2 separate regions of the Mus musculus genome follow, and region 1 is linked to region 2. Evidence: chromatin loops called from intact Hi-C (ENCODE). Cell type or tissue: heart. All regions are shown on one strand. Links, peaks and the distances in the headings refer to the core of each region. The heading gives the core; the rest is flanking DNA.

Region 1 (8,336 bases), core at 109-8,108, 69 kb after region 2:
TCGACGATGAGGCTCAAAAGTTAGGGGTTTATATAGGAAAAGAGTGGGGGTAGGGGAGGAATTGGCGTGGCTTCACACAATTGGACAGTGTAAACATCAGCAAACTGTATGTGCAGATCGAGGTAACTGCAGAGCATCTGGTTAACATTTAACCCATGTCAGAAAGGCAGGAGATAGGGAGGCGCCGGGACAGTCCGGACATTCTTGTATGTCTTCCCTATCTTTATGGCTAGTTGATTCCTGGGATGACTTTACAGCCTCTGTTCTTTGTCTTAGGCCCAAAAGCCCTCCTAACTAGCAAGCCGCATAAGTCATGGACCTTGAATTTTAATTTTCTTTCAGAAGGAAGGTATAAAACAGTTGTGTTTCTAGTTTTAACTCTATCATGGCAGTCTTGGTTTGTGTGTGTGTGTGTGTGTGTGTGTGTGTGTGTGTGTGTCAGAGGGTGGGGCATGTTGGATAAGTACACAAGACTATAACTGGTAGTGATAATGTGGAGCCTTGAGTGAGGCACCATAGCTTCAGAATGGCCATTCTAACCCTAGACAAGTTCATCAAGATGTATAGTCTTTGGGTCTGGTAGGTGCTAGTTGGAATGGTTGTGTTAATCTACCTGTGTGGTGTTTGGCCTTCCTTTCTTTCTTTCTTCCTTCCTTTCTTTCTTTCTTCCTTCCTTCCTTCCTTTCTTTCTTTCTTTCTTTCTTTCTTTCTTTCTTTCTTTCTTTCTTTTATACGTTCTTTATGATAAAGTGATTTTTATTTTTTAAAAGTAACAAAATAATTAGTATTTTTTAAAATGCTATCCTTAAAGAGTGAAGATGGAATCAGATATGGTACTGGTGTACACTCGTAACCCTAGCACTTGGGAGGTGAGAGCAGGGGCATCACTTGTTCAAGTGTATCCTGGATTACATGAGACCTTTTCTCATTTAAAAAATAAAAATAAAAATAGCAAAGACACCTTAGTAGGTTTTCCAACACATCACACTATCCAGATTTGAGTCACAGTCCCAACCATAAATTAGTATTGCCAATAACACTGGACCCACAGCAACCTGTTCCTGAGCAAGTCTGAGCTGGAGCCAGCCTCTCATGGAACCTGGATGAGTTTGATTTCTGCCAGGCAAAGGAAAGGGATCAGAGTGAACTATCGGTCATGTCTACAGCTGCTCCCTAGCTCCCTAGCCTTAATGTGAAGTCCTCCCCAGTCTCCAAGTAAGAGATGATGCTGGGGTAGTGGGTGGAGCGGAGTGCATTTGTTTGAATAAAGTAATATGAATCTTAACTGAAAATCTGGTTCTATAAGAATTTTTACAACCACCAGAATGTCACAAGCTGCAAAACAAACCCTAATGTGTTAGCCATCCTGAGAGCTCTAATAAGCTCAGGGTCCCTTTGGAGAGGGGGTACCATACTTCTTTGCTCTTTCCCCAACTCTTCTAAGGCTTAGCTTAGAGAACACCTGCTCTGAACACCTGGTCAGAATCCCAGAACCAATATGAATTTTGCTTGTTGGTTATGCTGTGCATAGTTACCCACTGCTTACCAAAGCTGCCTTCATTTACTGCTTTATTTGAAAATATTGTAAAAGTAGTAGGCTTCTCCATCATCAATAATGCGAATGATTTATCCACTAAAGTTGTTTTTTTTTTTTTTTTTTTTTTGAGATGGGTCTCATGTTCCAGGCTGTTCTCTAACTTGTTCCTGTCCTAGAGCTCCAAAGCCCCTGGCACTGGGATTGTAAGTGTGTGGGCTACCTGGTGGATGTTGTGCCAGGGCTCAGCCTCTGGGCTACCTCAGCCAGGCAGGAACTCCATCACCTGAGCGTCACTGTATAAGTCAACCAAGACCCCACTTCCCCATGAAAGTCCACTGTTCTCTACTTGCTTGCTGCTTCCCAAGCCCTTTATTTCAGTCCTTAAACCTTCAGAGACACGCAGGAGCCCACTCTTTACTGAATGATATGTCTGTCATTCTCAGACTTGAGCTTGATGTTCTCCAGGACAGTCAGGGCATGCCTCCACCTGAGCAGATCCAGAGCTGTCCTTTGCTGCTTGCCATTGGAATCTGAGGACCTCTCATTCTCTTCATAACCAACCCCCTGATTATGGGAACTGACGTTCCACTGTCTCACATTTTGTTCACTCTGCCAGGAAGACCCTGCTGCCTATCCATCTGCAGGCTGGATCCTTAGAAAAAAAATTGTTAGGTCAAAGAATAGGTGATTTTAAATTTTGATTGCTACTGCCAAAATTTATGAGGGTGTTTGGGGCCAGCTGCTGCTTGTAGAAGATAAGTAAATATGCACACATACATACTCATGCGTGCATGCACACACACACACACACACACACACACACACACAGGAGCTAACATGAAGAAAGTTGCCAACATTTTATGTCTCCATGTAGTGATAATTCCTAAATACCAATTATCACCAATTAAATGTGAAATTGGGACTTCCATGTGTCAAAATGTCTGCAATTTCACATGATTGAACTTAATGTTGTCAGCATGGTTTCATAAAGGCATGATCTCCATATGTTCACACCAGCGAGCGTGCGCGAGCACGCACGCGCACACACACACACACACACCTTTTGTGTTTTTCACTTCACTGTGGTGTGTGAACATTTAGTCTCATGTGTGGTGCAGCCCATCCTATGCCTCTGCCAGCAGCCATCTGCTCTGTGACTGAGAGGAAGGATCGTTTACAGGGAGATTGACGTGTTAGAGAGGGAATAAGTCACACATTCTGTCCCAGGTCCCTTGTATGATGGAGCCACTGTGGGGATGGTGTGTTAGTCATGAGCTTGTCACTGTAATAGAATAGTTGAAGAGACAAGAAGAATTTAGTTGGCTCATGGTCTCAGAAGTCTCAATCAGTGGTTGGCTAGCTACATTGCTTTTCTACCTGTGACGAGACAGAAAAGTTATGGGAGAAGGGTGTGGTGAGAGAGAAAGCTACTCACATCATTGTGGCCATGAAGCAAAGAGACAGCCATTGCAATGTGAAATGTAACTATAGACAATGCTTAAATATACGTGGCTGTGTTCCAATGAAGCCTTATTTACAAGAGCACATGACAAAGTGGTTTGATCCATTATTATGGGAGTAAAAACAAGAACAGACTGAATTTGGATCAATACTAGCTTTGGTGCTTAGAAGCTGTGTTTCTGAGGCAAGCTACTTCAGCCTTTGGAGGCTTTGTTTCCCAAAATGTAAAGCAGGAGAATGATTGCTCCCTCCAGACCTGGGAGAGCCAGCTGAGAGTGCATGCAAGTGGGAGCGTCTGGGACTGCAGACACGCACAGATGTGGGAGGGGTTTGGGAGTAGCTAGCTTTAATGGTAGATCTATACCCGGCAGCCCAACTTCCTTTCCATAGCTCCATCCAGGGAATAACATGAAAGAGCGGGAGGCAGGATACTGAAGGAGTGACAGACGAGATGCTCAGAACGTTGATTTGGTTTCAGCACAAGCACTGGGCAGACATGATGATGTCCCTGGTCCTCCTTGCACAGCCTTCGGGTGTCTATTCAGCAACGCCCTGGTCTCATTGCATCCATCTCTAGCAGCTCACGGCTTCCAGAAACACAGTCCTAGACAGATGTTCAGTCTGTCTGGGGATTAGAGATACCCTCTTCCATTAAGCATAAATTAACTTAATCACCAGGTATGAAAGATAAGCAACACAAACAAACAGCACTCCCTGAAGCTTTCATTAAAATTAAAATTGTACTTAAAATTTAGCTCATATTTTCTAGGACTCAAACCCCTTCAAAGAGATAGTGTCTGCTCTATGTTTTCTCTGATAAGTGGCAGAGATGAGGGTGCAGGAGACAGTGGTAGACTGTGTGGTTTGGCTTCACCTCCTGGTCCTCTCACCAATGCAGGATCTGGACAGTTTATAGAAGTCATTCATTCAGCCGGGTCTGGTCCCTAAGCACTTCCATCACTTGTCAGACTGGTCCAAGAAAACAGAACTCAGAGGCAAGATTCCCAGATTCTTACTGCTGGGCCCCACACTGTGGAAAGCACAAGAAAAACAAGAGAGAAGGAACGCCACCCGCCACAAATCATCACGAGCCCTGGAAGGCAAGCTTCCCCTGCTCCTGCTTGCTTGTCTGGGCTGAGCCGGATGAGTGCAGAATGGGCGACCGGCGGGTCACAGTTCAATGTAGTCTTTATCAAACATTACACACACGGAAGGAATTCAGCCAAGTCTACAGAGCACGGTAGGAAGACCATGGGAGGCAGAGACAGCTAGCCTCGAATCCTGGCTCTTTATTTTGTTTTCTGCCTGTAATCTTGGGCATATCTTACTAATTTCTCTGAGCCTCAAATCCCTAGTTTACCAAATAAAGAAAATAACTTCTTGCCCATAACATCATCGTGGTAATCAGAGGAGGTCACAGAAAGGCCTGAAACTTATCCCACCTAAAGCATACACGTAATTAAGAAAGTCACTGGATATCCACCACTTTGTGGACCCAGAAGAGATCTAGATCTCAGTGACAGCAAGGCTTTTCTTGGCCTGTGGGTCAGAGAGAGGAGTTCTGAGCAGCCTTCTGCTCAGAAAGGCAGCGAGAACACGAGAACACCGTGGTGACTGGGAACTGGAGGATTGTAAGCAGCATGATATTGTCACCTGGTGAGGGGGACAGGAAGAAAACCTGGAGGGTTGAACATCTCTTGGTATGTGCAAACATCCCTGGAGGACATGACCTGAAGTGTTCTGAACGATTCTTCAGTGAGTCTCAGAGTCCAGTACCATATTTCCCTAGACCAGACAATGTCCCTTACAGAAGGAACTTGCTTGCTTTGGCTGAACTGTAGAGCTGAGGGGAACCTAGGGGTAGAGTTGAGGACACAGGGTCCTACTGTCATACACAAATTAGGACCTATCTTTTGGTTTAAAAACCTGCTCCCCTCCTCATTACAAAACACAGCCCCATGCGACCATTTCAGGATCTCAACCAAGTCTGGCACACGTTCTTCAGAAATACCAAGACGCGCTAGCCAGAGTTTTATTTTGTGGTTTGCCTCTTTCCTATTGTAAAGTTGCCTCGTTAATCAAAACAGTCATTATATCCGAGACAATCAAAGATGTCTAGGCTCTTTCCTATGTAACCCAAAACATGCTCATTTATAAGAGAAATAGTTAGAATACTTATAAGGCAAGTATTATTTTAGAAAAAGGGGGTGGACAGAAAAGATGTTTTCCGCAAACATTTCTGTCTTGACAGCTCAGTGTCACTCTCTCCGGGAGCCCTCAGCCCTTTGTGGTGAGGACAAATGTGTGTTAAAGAAAGTGGCTGGGGTTGGTCTCTTATCTGCAGTCACAGTGATGGTAGCACCACTTTCTAAACTGCCACACTCATCTGACAGGAAGCTGTGAAGGCTCTGGAAGGTTCTAAAGCCAACATACAGGGTGGCAGAATGTTACATAGAGAAGTGTTTGGAAGCTCGCCGTAGATAAGCCCCAGTGAGAGCTAAATACCAGATGTTCTCAACAAGGGAAAACCATGATGCAAGAGACTTACCAAATTGCATTTGCAGAAACCAAATAGCGAAGTGTTGTTCCACCCCACCCCACCCCTGACTGCCACCCCTGCCCCAGGACACCTGCTATGAGTGAGGTTCAGCATCTGCAAAGCACAGAGACCATGTGGTACTGATTTTGTATCTGAAATTTCTATTGTGTAGGCAATGTAGCCAGCCCCCTCTGAGGCTTTGCATGCACATGGAAAGAATCCTGTCTGTATTGCTTACCACTCAGAGTCTCTCTTAGGAAATCTCACTGACTGTTGGGCCAGCAGCAAAGGGCTCTGGGATGTTGCTAGCAGTCATTGCTAGCAACCAGGACCTGACATGTCTCTTCCTCTCTTCTCTAGTGTCCCAGGCACCAGTGCATCACATGGTAATCCCCACCTGGCTTGTAGAGCCATTCAAATGAGTATAACCACACAAACCAGGAATGGTCATATGGCCCTGGGTCTCACACTGGAGGATGAGGCACGACCTAGAGCTTAGTGTTTGGAACCTTCTCAGCCTGTACTTTGGACCTACCTCTAAGCCTGCCATTCCCAGATGATCTAGAATGGGTGGTCCAGAGGACCTGGGCCCAGCTCTTTGACTCTGTTCCTCTCGTTTCCCATGGTTCTGGGAAAGTCCCTTCCCTACACTGGGATTCTCTTTTTCAAAAGACAGTTGGGTCTAAGCAATTACTATAGCACCTTCCAACAGTCAACTGCAGATCCATGAGCACTTTCAGTTTGGTCAAGACTGGCTTTTAGCATCATGGTGAGTCTTTGATTGTTAGAAACACTTGAGAGCCCTTGTATTTTCTGTTTTTTAAATGGTCTTGTGTGTACGTGTCTAAGCATCTTTACTTACTAGATTTACTCATTCCATGAGTTTGCTACTCTTCCTTCTCCTCCTTTCCCTTCCATCCTTCCTCCCTTTCTCTCTTCCCTGCTCTCTTCTTTCAGAGGCTTCCCATGCAATCCAGGCTGGGCTCCATCCCATCCTTTACACCCATCTTCTCAGCACTGGGAGGACAAGTGTACGCCACCACACCCATCTTGGGGCTTTTTGTCTGAATGATGATTCCGCAACCTGGTTTGGGACTGCTCTCTGTCAGTGTCTTCGAAGAGCGTGACTTTTGCGAGTGATTATTTTCTTCTTACTTTTCTGTTTTCTGGCTAGAAGCTGTTTCTTCCTCCTCTGCAAATCATGTGCCTGTGATATCCTGTCCCCTCCCTTCTAATTTTCAGTGTATCTGAAAGCCAATTCAGCACACTTATTAGAGGGTCGGTAAAGTGAGAATATGTAGGGCTTGAAAGGCTCTTGGTGGCCCTTGTTTCCCATGCGGACATTGACCTTAGTAGGTGAGCTTCCATGTCTGGACTCTCTCTGGCTCCTGTTTCTTCAGACTGTTCCACACAGAAGGGGAGGTTCTTGGGTACCTGAGTTCTGAGACAAGCTATGTCTCTGCTCCTGTGGGGAGTATTTGCCAGGACCTTCTTCCCTGTTCCCATTGCCCTTCCACATGCCTTAGGCTCCATCCCTATCACCTGAACTTCTAAAACACACCTTCCCTCCTGCACCCCTATCAGTTCCCTTTTGCAGGGTCCTTTGCCTGGAGTCTGTGCATTCCTGTCTTCCCACCTGCCTGGCATGCAGCTCTTACTCCTCTAGGAAACTTTCCATGATACTCTCTGTGAGCCACGAGTCCTCCCCATCCCTGTGACCCCTCTGGCTTATCCTGTGTTGTGTCAGCTGATCTGTCTGGCAATACTGCCTTCAGGTATGAAGTCTTCTGTGGTTGATCTAATTTGTCTCTACCCAAATCAATGTCTGGAATCTCTGTTCTCCATTATAATTGGAAGAATGACTGACTGAATGAATGAATGAATGCTGTGAGTGAATCATGTTGTCTTTGCCTCCAAATTCAGATTTAATCCTAATTTGCAACTTATATTGTGGCCTTATATGGAAATATGGTCTTTATTGGGGTAACTGAGTTAAAATAAAGTCCTTAATGGATAAATAAAGTCCAAGTGGATGTTAATGCAGTGTCCTTGTCATGACCGGTGTCCTAGTAAGGAGAGAAAATGGGTATGCAGAGACCCATAAAAAGAAGACAACATGATGACATGTAGACACAAGACAGGGAGGTGATAGGCTTACACCACAGCTCCTGAACAATGGGCTGCGTGGCTGCCTGCTGCTCATGATAAACATTATCACTAGTCGGAAGAAGTAACTGGATGGAGAAACAAATGAAGAGGTAAGAAGAGAAAGCTACTACAGAGTGGGACAAGGACAGTATTAGTTACTTCTGTCTTTAATGAATCCTCAACGATGTTGAGATGGGAAGAGGGATCTGCACCCATTGCTCATGTGACATCAGCATGTGGTGGGATCTTTCCAAAGAACTACTTATTCTGTGTGGTGGGCCAGGCCCACCGAGTTTTCTAATCTGGATATAAAAGACTGAATGAGACCTGAGAGGACACTGTGTGGAGACCCTTATTCTCTGGCCCACGGTCCCCTGCTCACACATGTTATAAGAGAGAACAGGAGGTGTGTCTTAGTTTGTATTTCACTACTATGAAAGAGACACCATGATGAAGGCAACTCCTGTAAGGACAATACTTAATTGGGGCTGGCTTACATGTTCAGAGGTTCAGTCCATTATCCATGGTGGGAAGCATAGCAGCATCCAGGCAGGCGTGGTGCTGAAGAAGGAGCTGAGAGTTCTACATCTTGACCCAAAGGCAGCCAGGTAGAGAGACTCTTTTTGCAGGCAGCCAGGAGGGGACTCCCTT
Region 2 (8,336 bases), core at 37-8,036:
GATTCAAAGACACAGTTCCAAGACAGCCATGTTCAGGGTGAGGTCAGAGCCCAGATATTAGTAATGGCTGAGATATTAAAGTCTTTGGCTGATTAGTAGTGGCGCACGCCTTTAATTCCAGCACTTGGGAGGCAGAAGCAGGCGGGATTTCTGAGTTCAAGGCCAGCCTGATCTACACAGAGAAACTCTCTCTTGAAACAAAACAAAACAAAACAAATCAAAACAAAACAAAACAAAAAGTCTTTGCTATAGGAATCAGAAAAACGGGTCTTTCATTTTATCTTATCAAAAATAAAATTGTCACAGGGAACCTGAGGTGGGATCAAAGACCTAGGCTCTCACCCCACCTGCCTCGCTAGCCAATCATGGGACCCCAGGCGGGCCCCGCCCCTTCCCTCAGCCTCAGCCTCCCCTCTGCATTATGAGCAGATGGGATGATGTCGGTCTCCGAGGATCCTTTTGGTTCAGAAAATTCAACGATTCTCTTAGAATTAATAATCTTGATTTGTAATGACTCTGGCACAGAGAGGAAGAAATATTTAACACTGTAATGAATGACAGAGACTATTGACCATGTAGTTTAATTTATTTAAGGCACATACCCTGAATTCAAAGGAGAAAATATCACTCTGATAATATATTGAACTGTTAGTATCATCGGCCTAGCAAAAGCTTTCTAGAGGGAAAAATTACCCACCAGTGCAAACTTGACATTTTTCACTTGCTGATCCACGGCTGTCGTTCGTCCATAGCAGCCATGTTTGCTGTAAAGGCTGTGCGTGTGGATGCTTCGGATGAATATTAAATAATGACATAAGCGTCAAGGTCACTGTTGCAGGAAAGGCTGTGAGGAGGTTGGGCCTGAGAGGGAGCCCGCATTGATCTCTTGTGAAGTTCTGTTCTGGAATCCTGCTGACGTGGAGGACACAATTGATGGGAGCCATTATCAAGGCTGTAAGTGTCCCTCCATTGTTAAGGATCTTTTACAAGACCCAGGAATCGGCAAAAGCTTCAGCTAGAAATATAGGCCAGTCAAAGAGATAAGTGCATTCTAGAGAGTGGGTGGCCTGGGTCAGGCTTGCACAGCGAAGGCAAAGGCTGACGGGAGGCCAGCGCCAGACCATCATCGACTTCTCCTGCAAGTCGGGCACTGCTCCTGGGGATGGCTCAGAAGAGAGCTTCCATGCCAGGAGCTACAGAGAGCAAGGTGTCTGTCTTCACATGTCTTCTCTGAGCATTTCAGCCCACCTTCTTCCATAGCTTCCCAAAGCACCCCAACAAAGATGTCTGGATGGCTCAGGCCTTCTGAGTTTGTAAAGTATAGAAATGTATGTCTTTCAGCTCCAGAGGCTAAGAAGTCCAGTATCAAGATGCTGATAGCTGGTGAGGGGCCTTCTATGGGACAAGACACATCCAATGTGCTAGCCAGCACACAGGAGGGCTGGTCTCTCCCTTTCTTATGAAACTACCAGTGCTGTCATATCGCTCTATGCTTAGGCTTCTTCAACTTTACCTGCCAAGTTTCTACATTAAGATACCATCAACATGTGCATATTAGAGGTTAAGTTTCCAACATGTGAGCTTCAGGGGGAATACCTTGAAGCCATAGCCTGGAGGAATCAGGTACCCATAAATTATACACAACCACAGGTCCAGATCTGGGCTGGCCAAGTGCCTAGATGGTCTTGGGCATGTCCTGCTAGCCCAGATCTGGGAAAGAGCAGCTGCTGCAGATGACAGAACCTAGTTCCTGAAAGGTCCAGACAGGTAGAGGGATTGGCCAAGTCTGTGAGATACACATAATAAAGCAGAAAGCCTGTTTCTCGTGTGCTAGCTCAGGGTTTGTTACTGTGCCTGGTCCTTTGTACATCTCGGCTGGTCACTTCTTTGTATTGTTCCATTGAGGGTTGAAAAGAATATGGAGGAAGGCACAGGGCTCTAGGGTAATCAATCCAGGATTTAGCCTCAACGCTGCTGCCTCCCCCAGTTAAACTCACAAGTTTATTTTCTCTTTGAGTCCTTAGCCTGCTCAGGTGGTCGGATGTTTGCCTAGCATGCACAGAGCCCAGCACCACACAAGCCAGCTGTGATACTTGCTTATCTGTAATCCTAGCACTTGGGAGGTGAAGATGGTTGGGTGACAAGTTCAAGGTTCAAGGCCAGGCTGGACAAGATGCTCTGTCTCAAAACAAACAAGATCCAGAAAGGGGGGAAAAGCCCTTAATTCTATTTGACAAGTATTGAAGGTAGAGAGAAATAATTTGCTCTGTAAATGACACCACCAGAGCTTGAATCCAGGCAGGCTGACTCTTTCCTCTCATATGTAACAATGGCTGCATCCCTCCATAACAACCGTGTTTTCTGGGAGGGTTTGATGAGGTGACTAGTGTAAAAGAGCCCAGTGCAATGCCTGGCATGTCACAGGTAATCACAAATTGTATTAAGCTGTTGCCGTTGTTATAGTTACATGACTTGTTAAGAATACAACTAAGAACTGGTGAAGTGACTTGAACTCAGGTCAACTTTTCTAATCCACTTTCCACCTCACTCTTGAATACAAGACTGAGGACAAGTCTCATGTCACTGGACCCCCAGGCAGTGTCATCTCTGTGGAAGGGGGATCTCTGCCACATCCCTAACAGTCCGGTGTTTTCCCTCCCTTCCAGGTCCAAACGGTGAAAGAAGGTGACCCCTCCTGGAAGCCCACTTTTATTGTGAAACCGGATAGTGGTTGTCAGGGTGATGGAATCTACCTCATTAAGGATCCCTGTGATGGTCGCCTGACTGGGACCCTCCATAACAGGCCGGCAGTGGTCCAGGAGTACATCCGCAAGCCCCTCCTCATCGACAAACTCAAGTTCGACATCCGTCTGTATGTCTTGCTGAAGTCCTTGGATCCCTTAGAGATTTATATTGCCAAAGATGGACTCTCTAGGTTTTGTACAGAGCCATATCAAGAACCTAACCCCCAGAATCTGCACCATGTCTTTATGCACCTGACCAACTACTCCCTGAATATCCACAGCGGCAAGTTTGTCCACTCTGACAGCGCCAGCACGGGCAGCAAGAGGACTTTCTCTAGCATTCTTTGTAGACTGTCTTCCAAAGGTGTGGACATCAAGAAGGTCTGGTCTGATATCATCTCCTTAGTTATTAAGACTGTCATCGCCCTGACCCCAGAGCTCAAAGTTTTCTACCAGTCAGACATCCCAACAGGGAGGCCGGGGCCCACCTGCTTCCAGGTAACCATGCCAACCGCCACCCTGAGTTTTAGCCTTGACTGGGCTGGGGAAAGGCTCCTTGGCTATGTGATGAAGGATGGGTAGGATTGCATTGTCAGAGGTGGGGATACACAGGTGATGGCCACTCTGGGATTTTGTGTTAACCCCCCCAGACCAACTTTGAACTTTCTGTTTCCTAGGTGACTTGGGGCAGGCTACTTTCCTTCATTTAACTATAAATCTGTAAGATTCTTGTGAGAGCACATATGTCATGCATACATTCTTTGTTCACTGGACAGCTGTTACTGCTTACTTGGGGGGGGGGTCGGGCATTGTTGTAGAATCCTGCTGCCCAATGCCAAGAATCCACAGTGGGGAAAAGCCATTAAAGAAGCCATTGACACAGAGGGTTACATGTCGTAGAATCAAGTAGGAAATGGACCAAGTGCAATGGGGTTGTGGACCAAGCCACCATTCCTGGCTCAGTGCAAGAAGTCATGGTAGTCCCACTGAAAGTTGAAGAGAGAGATGGAGCAGGAAAGAATGGATAGGGATCACCACAGGCTATTCTAGGTGAAGACATGCTGCTCTGGAGGTAAGAGGGAAATCTGATGTGTTTGGAACACCCAAACAAGTTCAGTGTGGTTAGGGCACGTTTTGAGGCCCAAAGGAGGGATATGAGAAAAGATGAGGTGGGGGTGAGTAGATCAAGCCCACGTTGTGGAGAGCCTTGGGGGCAGTGGCAACCATCATCAGAGGATTATAAATGGGACAGATCATGGTCAGCTCAGAAGTACACAGTTCCATGATCAGTGGGTTATGTATTGAGCCAAGGCTGGCTGCCAGGTGATTGCTAATGTATGTTTCTGTACATGCAAGAGCAGATGCTGGCTCTGAATAGGAAGATCTTGATAGACATGAAGAGAAAAGCTGAGTTCCATCTGAGGATGTTGGATGGCTAGACTCGGTGACTGCGGGGCTCTGGGGAAAGAGAAGAGATGGTAGCAGAGAGGAGAAGAGTTCCTGGGGTGGAGTTCTTGGGCTCTTGGAAAGATGGATAGAGACTACTTGTAGAGGATCGGGCTAACAGGTAAGGGCCAGGATCTGAAGGCAAATGCCTGCATGGCAGTTGAAAGAAGAGGTTAGTATACAGGTGGATATTTGGGCTGGCATTTGGGAAAGACTGGTGGGTTGGAGAAAGAACTGGGAAGTTATCCACTGCCGTGATTGAAGGCATGAGGTGGTATGGACAAGACCCCCATGACACCCCCAGTTAACAGGAGGATGGAAAGAGGCAGGCAACCAACAAAGGAGACTGAGAAGATGGATCAAGGGGTAATGTGTTGGAAATGCCAAAGAAGAGATGCTCAGAAAATACCTGAGCATGGGCCTGTAGCCTCAAACATTGCCAGGATGTCAGGCAAGACTATTCCTGGAACTGTCCATTATGTTCACTGACACTTGTCCTGGGGACTCTAGCAAAAGCTGTCTTGGGCAGCCAGCCAGTTTGTGAGAGGGAAGGAAATGGAGTATGGTGTAAAACAGCTTTTTAAAACATAGCTCTCAGGGGTAAGACAGGGGCATGGAGACTAGGCACTTATGAGGCACACCCTTCCTGTCACCAGATCTGTCAGACCAGGCAAGAGAAGATACGATGGACTTCTGGGATCCTCTCCTCATAATCTTTCATATTGTTGCATAGCATGACGAGAGTGGGGTGGAGGGTGGGGTGTGTGTGTGTGTGTGTGTGTGTGTGTGTGTGTGTGTGATGTGTGAGGAATAGAACAACACAGAACATATTTGTAATGATCACACCCAGCTCACTGCCCAGCTCCGATGTGTGTTCTTCCATATTCTCTTCCCCAACCCATCCTCTACATAACCACTATTCTGAATGGTATGTTGACCATTTCCTCGACTTTCAGAACTACATGTGGTCATGCATATATGTCCCCCCAGACAGGACACTGCCTTATCTGACTCGCTTCCGAGCTTCATATCAGCCCCAGTGTGACTCCCACCTTCTGAAGCGCCTGCTCCTTCACAGGCAATGGCCCAAAGGTCTGGCCCATTGCTGGGGCTAGTGGCATGGGTTGGCTTGCACTGGTGCACACCACATAAGTACACACAGTTTATCACTTTTTCTGTCAAAGGAGATCTGGGTGTTTCCTGACTCAGCTAGAAGGGTTGAAGGCAGTAAGGGATGAGAGTGAAGAGAGGGGTCAGAGCAATGTCTCTCTCATAGATAGACACCTACTGACCAGCCCACAAACACACTGGGTTGCTCCAGATCCAGAGACTCAGGGATTTTGCCCCCATCAGCAGGATCATCAGGTGAAAGCCTCTGGCCAGGGATTGAGACAGTGTGAGAAGTAGTAATTGTCCCATCGAGTCCCATCCATGGTCCTATGCCAATCCTGCTCTCTGAGCCTGCAGCTCTTAAGCAGGTATTTGCAATAGCCGTGAGGAGATGGTTAGAAAGGGCTACTGAGGAGGACTTCAGGACAGTGCTAGAACAAAGAAGTCCCAACCCAGGCCACCACAAAGTGAGGGTCACACCCTGGGTTCATCCCTGAGGACAAGTGTGGCCATGCCTGTTTGGCTATTCTAAGAGCATCCCATGGGGCCAGGCAAGCATGACCAAACCACAGAGGCCCAGCAAGGAGGACCGGGTGGTCATTATGTGTGTGTCCTGCAGTAGACAGGCAACAACAGCCACCAAGGTTGGGGTAGGGCCAGCTGTAGGGGCTGAAAGTCCAGATCAGGAGCCACTGCTTTGGTTAGGGTCACAGCTAGCAAATGGGCTCAGAACCTCATGGCCATTTGCCACTATTTGACCACACGCTAAACGCTTCCAGGGTGATGAGACAGGCTAGGAATGAAGCCCTTTCTGGTATAGTAAGTACTGGAGACTTTCTCACCACCTAGTGTGTCTTAGGTTCCCTCTGCACACTCACACCTGTGTGTGTGTGTGTGTGTGTGTGTGTGTGTGTGCGCGCGCGCGCGCGCGTGCGTGCATGTGTGTGTGTGCGCGTGCATGTGTGTGTGCACACGTGCACGTGTGCACACTGGGAAGTGATGTAGGTGAAGAGGCTTTAAGAAGGTGTCAAGTGGTATCTGTTGCTCTGAGTGCCTTGGATACGCAGTAAGGGAGAGGATTTGGAACCTACTCAGAGCCAAGTCCACTCCTGCTTGCTCTGTCTGAATCACCTTTCAGGATGCTGTTAGCTGGGCTCTAGACACACGGGCAGACCTTGAGGTTTCCATGGTATGGTTCTGATGTCCATTTGCCACGTGACCTGTCCTAAGTCACTTAACTCTTCAGGAACTTAGCTTCCTCCCCTGCCTTACAGGGTCAGCACCCAACTCCTGTGAGACATGGATGACACAGGAAACACTTTGCATACTGTTGAGACTCGGCACAAGTGCAGGAAGTTATTTCTTAGCTGGGCAGGTCTTTCTTGCTTGTAGCAAGACCTGGCCAGATGGCAGCGTTACAGAGCGTAAACCCTGGCCAACCAAATTACACTCATCTGGGGCATGTGACTGTGACCCTGTTCCAGCCATGACCACAGTAATGACTTGGAAAACATGGTGGCCAAGCAACAGCTGGCACGGCTCTGCTGTGGTCAGATTTCCTGTAATCTGCTGCTGAGGAACACAGCTGCCCTGTCATTTCAGCCTCTGCCTTGTCATTGCCCAGGCAGCCCCAGCCACAGAGCCTCACATCTGCTGTCTTGAGGGCAGCAGTGTGACCCTGGCTTAAATATCAAGGTCAGCCTGGGTGTAGACAGTCATGTGGCAGAAACACACACAGAGGGAACACACTTTGTGGCTTGAACTGTATAGTTTTCTTGTTCTCCGTGTCTAATTTTGTCTTTAGCCATGACCCTCCTGTTGGATGTCTAGAGATAGAGCTTTCCTAAGGCCTAGTATAATTCTCCTCTTCCTGTGTCCTCTACCCTCTCTCTTACCCCACAGCCTATACACATCACCAGGCAGAAGCTGAGAATCAGTGTATTGGGGTGGGGGATGGAGGGGCTGTCAAGGGCTGGGGTTTCCCTCTCAGATGGACTGGGTTGAGCTTCTTCCAGCTCCTGCTTACAGCAACTGTAGCTGGCGAGCTCGACAAGTCAACCTTTTCTAGTCTGGATTTTTTTAGCTATAAGTAGCAAGCTTGTTTGTAGCCATACCCCAGAGTTGTTGCACACTCCAGCAAGAGGGAGCTGTGTAAAACAGCCCCCAATACACAGCAGTCACTTAATAAGTGAGAATATGGGTGTTTATTACTCTGACAACAGTTATCACACCTACCCACCTACAGTAACCTTGAAGTTACTGTAAATCGGCAACTATCCTCATTTTGATGTTAACTAGGACATTGGTGATAAAAGTTTGGAATCAAGTTTGGAAACCAAGACCTTAGCCTGGTGTTTGTCGCATCCCAATCCAGCTGCCTAGCTCCCCTGTGCCTCAACCTTGGTTCTTCCACACCAGATCTGCTTCCTCTCCAGAGGTTGTCACCAGTGCCTCCCTGGTTGGACCATTGGTCCTCTGTCTCTGCCAGCCTGGCCTGCTCACTCCTATTCACTAGTTTCAATATTCAGTACCTTCCAAAGTACAGCTCAAGACTTTCTTTCTCTGTAAAGCATTCCTTGTCCACTCTGACTATGTTATTTTCTTCCTTTGCAATATATCACATTCCCTGGGTACCCACTGAGATGAGACCTGAGATAGGTGTGGGCCATGTAGCTAAGGACAAGGCGAGGCCAGGGCCTCTAAGGGGTGCTCCGGTTAGTGTGAAAGACTCACAGAGATAATCCCTGCTCTGTATACATCATGCTGTCCAAGTGCTCACATGAGATGAGGGGAGAGAGTTAACTGTCCAACTGAAGGCTCCCAGAGGGGATGCCCAAGTGAGTTCAAGGCATGATTGAGGGTTTTCCCAGCAAACACCGAAGGGTCTCACATTCTCCTGTTTCCCTGCTACCTTACTGGTTGTTCTTCCCTGGCCTCTTCCTCTGGACCTGTCATTAATGGAAATATATTGGAGGTCCCTGGATATCAATTCTTGGAAACTTGTCTTTGTACATCTACCATCTCTTCCTAAATGAT

What was found. A loop is a pair of places that touch in the nucleus more often than their neighbours do. Peaks named below come from ENCODE experiments on the same cell type or tissue, not always from the same donor. Only the 100,000 strongest peaks of a DNase experiment are listed, where the experiment ranks them.
Region 1: a loop joins it to region 2, with 2.0 times the contacts of the local background. A loop is called at or near these places in 4 of 42 quality-filtered maps.

What each region holds. Positions count from the first base shown.
Region 1 is chr2:35,828,736-35,837,071 of GRCm38, reverse strand. The region is part of intron 6 of Ttll11 (tubulin tyrosine ligase-like family, member 11); the gene reads left to right. Among named protein-coding and RNA genes, the nearest start is that of Gm10829, 8.6 kb to the left of the region's middle. In heart, for the core only: no CTCF peak of the experiment used is centred there; a DNase peak (open chromatin) is centred at 4,091; H3K27ac peaks cover 1,678 bases.
Region 2 is chr2:35,897,476-35,905,811 of GRCm38, reverse strand. Ttll11 (tubulin tyrosine ligase-like family, member 11) reads left to right here. Exons shown (of 10, transcript NM_029774.3): 4 at 2,667-3,242. The region is part of intron 2 of Gm35396 (predicted gene, 35396); the gene reads right to left. Among named protein-coding and RNA genes, the nearest start is that of Gm35396, 18 kb to the right of the region's middle. In heart, for the core only: no CTCF peak of the experiment used is centred there; DNase peaks (open chromatin) are centred at 4,721 and 6,861.